Regions from separate parts of the Homo sapiens genome. Here region 1 is linked to region 2. A link is a loop called in an ENCODE intact Hi-C map of the cell type or tissue named here. Cell type or tissue: heart left ventricle. All regions are shown on one strand. Region 1 overlaps R3HDM1 (R3H domain containing 1). Region 2 overlaps ZRANB3 (zinc finger RANBP2-type containing 3).

Evidence for each region. Hi-C counts contacts between places; a loop is a spot of excess contacts. Peaks named below come from ENCODE experiments on the same cell type or tissue, not always from the same donor. Only the 100,000 strongest peaks of a DNase experiment are listed, where the experiment ranks them.
Region 1: it touches region 2 in a loop (7-fold over the local background); 45 of 110 quality-filtered maps call a loop at or near these places.

Annotation. Positions count from the first base shown.
Region 1 is chr2:135,707,014-135,712,013 of GRCh38, forward strand. It overlaps R3HDM1 (R3H domain containing 1), which reads left to right. Exons shown (of 27, transcript NM_001378107.1): 22 at 2,420-2,523; 23 at 3,046-3,218. Among named protein-coding and RNA genes, the nearest start is that of UBXN4, 32 kb to the right of the region's middle. In heart left ventricle, no CTCF peak of the experiment used is centred here; a DNase peak (open chromatin) is centred at 3,078.
Region 2 is chr2:135,471,339-135,476,338 of GRCh38, forward strand. The region is part of intron 2 of ZRANB3 (zinc finger RANBP2-type containing 3); the gene reads right to left. Among named protein-coding and RNA genes, the nearest start is that of ZRANB3, 57 kb to the right of the region's middle. In heart left ventricle, a CTCF peak has its summit at 2,434 (motif pointing right); no DNase peak of the experiment used is centred here.

The sequences.
Region 1 (5,000 bases), 240 kb after region 2:
CCCCACCTCCCTCCTGGACGGGGCGGCTGGCTGGGCGGGGGGCTGGCCCATTCATAGTTTTATGTCAGGACTTTTCAGGAAGTTTGGGGATAAATGGGATTATTTGAGATTGATGTTTCATTTTTCTGTTAAAGGGTAGGATATCAACTTTGAATGACTAGGCCTGGTGCTTTACTTTAAAAGTCCTTCTTTCCCTCCTGTCTTCCAAAGGAGGAGAAACTTGTGAAATTACTATAGAACTGATTCATCTCTGGTATAATATATTTGTATTTTTAAAGAGAGAGTGTAAATACTGACTTCTGTGCTTTCTTTTTTCTAAAGTGTTTAAGTGATTTAAGAGGGTGTCTCATTGCCTAGTCTATGTCCCTTGAATTATCTATACGTCTCTCAGAAGATAAGTAGAGGCCTGGAACTCATTTACATAATTCTAAAACTTGATTCTTACTCATTTACCTAACGGGTAATCTAGTGCTAGAAACCCACTAGAGTGGTAAAATGAAATCGCAGTTTGTAATTTAGTAGAGTATGGGCTATATTGCTTACTTCAGTGACCGACCTGAGTATTCCCTTCCCTTTGCAGGATGGCTTGCTTTCACCCACATGTCTCAGACCTTAGCAAACAAGATCAGAGTGAGGGGCATGGCTCAGGAGAGCTGTTCACATGGGTTAGAACAGAGCCTAAAAAACCTTCCACCTCTGGGGACCTTTCTGTTTTCCTCAATTTCGGCACATTTACAGACTTAAGCTGTATTATTTCCACAGGTAGCTAATACTTATATTACACATTACAACCATAATTAACATAAATTTCAGAAAGTACTGTTTTCACTTATGATCCAAAATCACTTTCTATTAAATCCTCCCTTTATATCTCTTTTTCCCTTTTATTGAACCGCTCTGAGTTACTGCCCCTAAAAAGGCATAAAGCTTTACTAATTCTTATTAACTGTCAGCCTGAAAGACAGAATTAACTTTTTATTATGGAAATCTGTAAACATATATAAATATAAACAGAAGTATACTGAACCCATATATGCCCATCACCAATTATGTAATTACTAATCTGTTTTCATATAAATCTCTGCCTCTTCTCCCTCCAATATTAGTTTGAAATAAATCCCAGGCATCATAGTATTTCATATCCATGAGTATTTCAGCATATGTATCCCTGAAGGATTTTTTAAATCCCACATAATATCATTTTATATCTTAAAATATTGAGGTTAATTCATTAATTACATCAAATATCCAGTTAATATTTGTATTTCCTTCTGCCCCGCAAATATTGCTTATGTTTTTACACATTTGTCTTAGAGTTTCCCATATTCTGGATTTTACCGATTGCGTCATCATACTGTCATTTAACATGTCTTCCTGTATTCTCTGTAATTCAGTAGTTTTGTATAAAGTTTAATGCAATTATACGAGACACAGGTGCAAAAAGTTATTCCAACTAAATTAAGAAATACTGTTTTTGTAAGACAGCTTTTTAAAATGACAAAGACAATAGAGTTTTAGATATAAATTATGGCTCTCAGTTACTCATGAATTCTCAGAATAGTATCATTCTGTGGTTTTTAACTATTATAAAAAAATTCTAGAAAAAACTTCAGAGATAATGTTATGACAAACCCCATATTAATTTGAGTCTGAAAGACTGCTCAGGCCAGGTGCAGTGGCTCACACCTGTAATTCCAGCATGTGGGGAAGCTGAGACAGGAGGATCACTTGAGGTCACGAGTTCAAGACCAGCCTGGCCAAAATGGCAAAACCCCATTCTACTAAAAATGCAAAAAGTAGCCGGGTGTGGTGGCAGACACCTGTAATCTCAGCTACTTGGGAGGCTGAGGCAGGAGAATTGCTTGAAGCCTGGAGGCAGAGGTTGCAGTGAACTGAGATCGTACCACTGCTCTCCAGCCTGGGTGACAGGGCAGAACTCTGTCTCAAAAAAAAAAAAAAAAAAAACTAACTGTTCAAAAATACAGCAGTAACTTAATGGTTTCACACTAATAGCCTTTAATTTTTGTCAATATTTTGTTAACTATGTCAGAACATGTTCTGTTGTTTCCTCTATTCTTAGTAATTAGTCTCGCTCTGTCGCACAGGCTGGAGTGCAGTGGCGCAATCTCGGCTCACTGCAAGCTCTGCCTCCTGGGTTTACACCATTCTCCTGCCTCAGCCTCCTGAATAGCTGGGACTACAGGCACCTGCCACCACGCCCGGCTAATTTCTTGTATTTTTAGTAGACATGGGGTTTCACCGTATTAGCCAGGATGTTCTCGATCTCCTGACCTCGTGATCCGCCCGCCTTGGCCTCCCAAAGTGCTGGGATTACAGGCGTGAGCACCGCGCCCAGCCCATTCAAGAATGTTTATAGTCATCCTCCTCTCATTATGCTGTTTTTTTGTTTTTTCCATAGCTCTTCAGTAGGTTACCTGCAACATCCAGGATCAGAACAAGTACAATTTCCTCGAACCACTTCACCATGCAGTTCCCAGCAGCTTCAAGGCCACCAATGTACAGGTATAAAGAAATCAGTGAAAATAAGATGATTGGTTCATATGAGAAATAGTTCGATTACTTTCCTTAGGCATTTCTACAAAAAGCTTCTCAATTTGTGATGTGCTGAAATACACCCACAATATTGAGGGTGCTGTACTGAATCATAGTTAACATGTGCAGTCCACTTCTTCCTTTCCTTCTACTGCTGCTATCACAGTACTATCCTGATTCTCCTTTCTCAGAAGTATTGATACTCTCTAGGGTTATTTCCTATGCCTTCTGTCATTACTCTTCCAGCTGTTCCTGTTTACTCCAAATTACCTTTATGATAAGTGAGATGTTTAGGCCTACAGAGTCCATCTTAATGCCTGTTTAAACACACAATACTTGTAGTGTGATGCACTAGGGCTTCAACCTGGTTTTCTTAGTTAATAGTAAAATTTTATTCAGAAATGTAAAATTACTACTGTTATCCTAGTGTTCAGAAACACCAACTAGTTGCTAAAATATTCTGACTATAGCATCCTAAATTCTGATTTTCAGCTGGACCACCACCGCCACCTGGTGGGGGGATGGTGATGATGCAGCTCAGTGTACCAAACAATCCACAATCTTGTGCCCACTCACCCCCGCAGTGGAAACAAAACAAATATTACTGTGATCACCAGAGAGGACAGAAGTGTGTAGAATTTAGCAGTGTAGACAATATTGTCCAGGTAAGATGGTTTTGTTCATTATCATTTTGAAACGTTACATTTTTGTTACCTAAGATTGACTTATAAGGCTTGAATTTGAAATCCCGTCAGCCAGATTAATAAAAGAATTTGGGCCAGGCGCGGTGGCTCTCCCCTGTAATCCCAGCACTTTTTGGGAGGCTGAGGCACGGGGATCACCCAGTTTCAGACCAGCCTGACCAACATGGTGAAATCCCATCTCTACTAAAAATACAAAATCAGCTGGGTGTAGTGGCACATGCAAAAATACAAAATCAGCCGGGTATGGTGGTAGCATGCATCCCAGCTACTCAGGAGGCTGAGGCAGGAGAATCGCCTGAACCCAGGTGAGTGGAGGTTGTAGTGAGCCAAGATCGTGCCATTGCACTCCAGCCTGGGCAACAAGAGTGTAACTCTGTCTCAAAAAAAAAAGACGGAGGAAAAAAAGAATCAGTGTTTAAATATTATTTGCTAACTTCTGCGTATTCAAAAAAGTGTTTTCTAACTTAAAAAGATAAACTAGATCTAAAATTTGGTGAAGAAAAATAAGCATTTATCCTACCTTTCCCATATGACTATATATTAATGTAACCAAATAGTTGATAAGGGAATGTTCTCTGTAGAATAATCCAGTTAATAAATGCAGAAGCAATGGTAGAATTAGAAAATTGCCAGAAAATCATCAGCAGATCCTAAAAATATTAGATTAAAAAGTTTTGGTTGAGAAACTGCTCACTTTAAAAAAAAATTTTGAGAGGTATTTTAAATGGATGAATTAGAGAGACAGCCCTGAATCCACTGATCAGTTGTAACATCACTAAAAGTGGGCCAGCCAAACATTATTTACCTCTTCATGTGGTATAGAAGGAAGTACACAGCATTACTTATGATATACTCTTACCGAAATTTGAATCTATTCAAGCCTCTAACCCTAGCTACTAGTTTATGGGAAATATAAGAAGAAACAAAAACAAATTACCTGATACCTGATACCAGTGGGACATTTTACTTGACAAATTGGCCCTGTTACTTGAATAGATGGCATTTTGAAATAGGAGCTTGGTCTGTTATACATTAAAAGAGACTCAAGAGGTATAATATCAGATATAATGTATGGATCTTATTTGGATATTGAATGATCAAAAGACATTTTTTAAGGCCAGGCGCAGTGGCTCATGCCTGTAATCCCAGCACTTTGGGAAGCTAAGGCAGACCTGGAACGCAGGAGTTCGAGACCAGCCTGGGTAACATGGTGAAACCCTGTCTCTATAAAAAATACAAAAAATTATTCGGCCATGGCAGTGTGCACCTGTAGTCCCAGCCACTCAGGAGGCTGAGGCAAGATTGCTTTATCCCAGGAGTTCAAGGCTGCAGTGAGCTATGATCATGCCACTGCGCTGCCCCCTAGCAACAGAGGGAGACCCCAACTCTTTGAAAAAAAAAAAAAAACCCAGGCACAGTGGCTCATGCCTATAATCCCAGCACTTTGGGAGGCCAAAGCGGGCAGATCACCTGAGGTCAGGAGTTTGAGACCAGCCTGGCCAACATGGAGAAACCCCGTCTCTACTAAAAATACAAAACTTAGCTGGACGTGGTGGCGGGCACCTGTAATCTCAGCTACTCAGGAAGCTGAGGCAGTAGAATTGCTTGAACCCAGGAGGCAGAGGTTGCAGTGATCTGAGATCGTGCCCTTGCACTCCAGCCTGGGTGACAGAGCGAGACTCTGTCTAAAATTAAAAAAAAAAAAAAAAAAAAAAAAAGAGTTGTCCGTTAGATATAAATGTT
Region 2 (5,000 bases):
AGCCAACACTTCAGCAATAAGATCTTACCATAAGTTATTTAAGGAATATGGTAACTTGCAACATTTTAGTATTTTATAAAATGTGCAAACAACCAAATTATTACTATGTCAGCAACAAGCTCCTTGGCTTCCAAAGAAGCATTCACTGTGTTTCAGAGTTTTGGGGAGATGTTAAGAAAATATATAAATTGCTTCACTGTAACAAAATATCGTAACTATTTTTAAAAACTTCATATTTTATCAAATATTAGTCATTTTGTATGTAAAGAAAGGTAATTAGGCAGTGATTTTGCAACTATATATTTACTGGGGAATTATTTCCATGGCTACTAAAGATAAGTAACAGGGTTCACGAAATGCAGAATTGATTCAGTTTTCTCGATAGTACATCAAACATTCCATTTCTGAAGGGTAATGGAAAGGGTATACCTAAAATCAAGTTACCACAAATACAAAGGGAATATCTAGATCTTTTTTATGGTATAGGCTAAAGTTATTTTGCCTTTAGCATTACCAAAAATCAGTCATTACATGACTAGTCTTTGGAAATTATTATATTCTGACATTTTCCATTGAATTATTTATCATGAAGAGACAACTTCAGTCTTCTTTCACTGGAAGGATGAAGGCTCCCAAAGGAAGAAAGCAAAATAGAAAGGAAGGAATGCAAAGTGAAACAGCAAATAAATGTAAGAATGAAATTCTTCCCTGAGAGACTTGAGAGGCTCATGGCATTATAAAGAAAAGCACCAACTTTATATCTGATGGGAAACTAATTTAAAACAAAACATACTGTCATAGATAACCTCATAGTATATGAATAATTTCTATCTTATAGTGTATTCAAATTAGATATGACCTGTTTAAAACTCACAGATGTGGCCGGGCACGGTGGCTCATGCCTATAATCCCAGCACTTTGGGAGGCCGAGGCAGGCAGATCACAAGGTCAGGAGATCGAGACCATCCTGGCTAACACGGTGAAACCCTGTCTCTACTAAAAATACAAAAATATAGCTGGGCATGGCGGCATGTGCCTGTAGTCCCAGCTGCTGGGGAGGCTGAGGCAGGAGAATGGCGTGAACCCGGGAGGCGGAGCTTGCAGTGAGCTGAGATCGAGCTACTGCACTCCAGCCTGGGTGACAGCGAGACTCGGTCTCAAAAAAAAAAAAAAAAAAAAAAACTCACAGATGTTCACAAGCTTGGGATTATTTTGGGATGCTTGCATTGTCACTATTTGACTTTTTTCCCCCAGTCTTGCATTATGACATGTCAGAATCTATGGTATAACAGAATGCCATTGTCCATATTTCATCATAACAAGAATCTGCAATATTCTCATGGAAGGCAGAGTGGTGGAACAGAAAGAGTAAAGCAAAAATAGGTTGAAATATCAGCCACCTCTGTTATTGGCTTATAAGTCTTATACCTCAGACAAATTACATTGAGAGTTGAACAAACAGGAGGCTGTTAATAAATTTGTATAAATGAACCACTTTAAGCTCAATGTGGTTCATTTACAGGTAAAGGAGAGCTAGTAGTAAGTTTATACATCGTAGGGTTGTAGCCTTATATATGTAACACTTCTAGCATATAATATGTGCTTTTGAAAATCAAATTCACTTTCATATTCATTCCTATACCCTAAGAAAGTGGACCATTCAATATTACTAGTACAGCTGTACTATAAGCATTTTAAATATACAGTCAAATGGCATTAAGTACATTCACTTTGTTGTGCAACCTTCACAACTATCCATCTCCTGAACTTTATCATCCCAAACTAAAACTCTACCCATTAAATGATAATTCTCATGATGTCCCTTCTCCATAAACTCTGGTAGCCACCTTCCATTTTCTGTTTCTATGAACTTGAATATTCTAGGTACCTCATGTAAATGAAATCATATAATATTTGTCCTTCAGTTATATCTAAAGGATCAAATAATCCAATGGTAACAGCAACTCATCTACCAAAAAGACCTAAAATAAACATATGCAAACATACCAACACCACAAAAATCTATTTTTATGATCAAAGAATTTGAGCTGGGAAAAGGACATTGATATACTAACCAATTTTATGGCATAACTGGAAAACTACTACCATTGCCCACATAATGCTTTATAAGTACTAAGTAGCAGTATACATATGAAAGGACTCAGGTAATGTACATTGCCTTTGTCTCAAGATAGCTAGTAATATGCTAAAAAAAAAAAAAGATGGAAAGGAAAAGAATATGGAAATACACATTCGATTTTAAAATGTGTTTTCATAATAGTGTATCATTCCACATCATTAAGTAAGCCCACAGAATTATTCTGGTGCCTATGAATAGATAATGGTGTCTTCGTATTTGTCTTAAATAGAACCAAGGTCATTGTCAAAGATTTCTGGCTATGACACAATGGCCATCTTTCTTTTAGACCCCCAGGTGGCAGTGTGGCCCAGGGCAGAAGTCACTTTCTCAGCTGCAAAGCTTCCATCCTACCCAATATAAAAATATCACTTTTTATAGAAGAAACTTACCTTGCCTGATAGACACACTTATAAAAACTAATGTAGGACACACACAGAGGCTCATGCTTGTAATTCCAGCACTTTGGGAGGCTGAAGCAGGCAGATCAATTGATCTCAGGAGTTTGAGACCAGCCTGTGCAACACAGTGAAACCCTGTCTCTACCAAAAACAAAAATACGAAAAATAGCAGGGTGTGGTGGCTTGCGTCTCTAGTCTCAGCTACTTGGGAGGCTGAGGCGGGAGGATCACATGAGCCTGGAAACCAGAGGTTGCAGTGAACCATGATAGCACCCCTGCACTCTGGCCTGGGAGACAGATCAGGACCCCATCTCAAAAACAAACAAACTGACAAAAAACCAAAAGACTAATCTAGAATGCTAAAACCAACAATTAGTTCCAGTTCATTTTTAGTAAATAATATAAATTCATTGGATTCTGCCATGTTTGACTCAACCCGACTCTAGCCTTACTTAAATTTCCTCTTTCAAGGGATTGATATAATTTGGATGTTTGTCCCCTCGAAATTTCTTATTAAAATGTGATCCCCAATGGTGGAGGTAGGGTATCGTGGGAGGAATCTGGCTCATGGGGGTGTGGTGCCCTCCCCACAGTTAGAAGTGAGTTCTCACACGTTTAGTTACCATGAAATCTGATCATTCAAAAGAAGCTGGCGCCTCCTCTCTCTCTTGCTCCCTCTCTCACCATATGACATGCCTGCTCCTAACCTTCCACCATGAGTAAAAGCTTTGTGAGGTCTCACCAGTAGCCAAGTAGATGCTGGTATCATGCTAGTACAGCCTGCAGAACCAGAGCCAAATAAACTTATTTTCTTTATAAATTACCCAGCATCAGATATTCATTTATAGCAATACTACAAGGACTAATGCAAGGATGGATAATGAAATATTTTCGAGAATACCTATAGTTCGGTTTAAATATAGTACAGTTACTATGATAAGCTGAAAGTTCAATATCTAGGTGTTCAAAGTTATTTCTTCTAAGGTAGGGGAAAGAAAGGTTTTATACATACCAGTGAGGTATCATAAACCGAGAATTGAGATGCAACTCAAAAGGGCATTACCTTAATCCAAAAACACACCACCCTTGCACTCCCATTCACACACTGACTTTCAGGATGATACTAGCCATCTGCCTCTGCCTTCATGAACTGGTAAGAACCATGGCATGCTTGTTCTGCAGACAAAAGGGCTGTTCTACCTTGCACTTCATTTGTTGGTTTCCTCATTTGTTGATGCCTAACAATGGGATCAACCATTCACTTACCCAGTAGCCAGTTTTATTGTTAGAAATGTAACACATTCTTCTGTATTTTGTAACTATTCCCCAATTTCTAGTTTCTGAATAGAAAAAACCCTTTCTTACACAGTCTGTACTTACACATGAAGCATTCACTTAACATTGGGGTCCCATTTATGTCTTCACTGCTAGAGAGGAACCTCTTCCTGCCCTCCATCCACTTCTCTGTCTGCAGTCATTTTGAAAGCCTCAGTTTGCAGAGATGATTCATCTATTCATAAATATGTAAATAACTAACTCACAATAATTAAATCTAAAGCTTCTTGACTATATCTTTTGAACTGGGCATCATGTTGTCATGCTCAATTTCATAGAGTTTTAAGAGTATACCCATGATCATAATGGTGGCATGGGCATACTCTTGACATGGATGGAATGAACAGAACCTAAAGCCAGCTTTGGCTAAAGCTCATGCTTCTTTTGTGCTATCCCAGTGTTATTAAGTACTTAAAACAATGCTAAGCACTACACAGATACTTTCCAGAAAGGCCAAGTTTTAAAGTTATTTCATTAGGTTATTTTGGGGATTCACAAAAACATACACAGTGCCAAAGGATATTTAAATTAACCAAAGAAAAAATTAAAGTGGCTAATAAGGCAAATAAAAATATTAAAATTTTGGCTGGGTGCAGTGGCTCACACCTGTAATCCCAGCACTTTGGGAGGCTGAGGTGGGAGGATCACCTGAGGTCACAAGTTCAAGACCATCCTGGCCAACATGGTAAAACCCAGTCTCTACTAAAAATACCAAAATTAGCCAGGCATGGTGACAGGTGCCTGTAATCCCACTTACTCGGGAGGCTGAGGCAAGAGAATCGTTTGAACCCGGGAGGCGGAGGTTGCAGTGAGCCAAGATTGCACCACTGTACTCCAGCCTGGACAACAGAACAAGACTCCATCTCAAAAGAAAAAAAAGAAAAAAAATTAAAATGTTTAGTGAGCTTGCTGATCTAATAAAAGTTAAAGAGTCAACTAAACTCAATGTATGGAGCTTATATGGATCTTCATATGAATAAACAAACGGCATGAAAACACTTTTGAAATAAGTGGGGACATTTTAATATGTACCAAATATTAGATATATTCAGCAATTAAATTTTGATAGCTGTGATAAATAACATTGTATGTATGAGAAAGTTTCTTATTTGTTAGAGATTAAAATG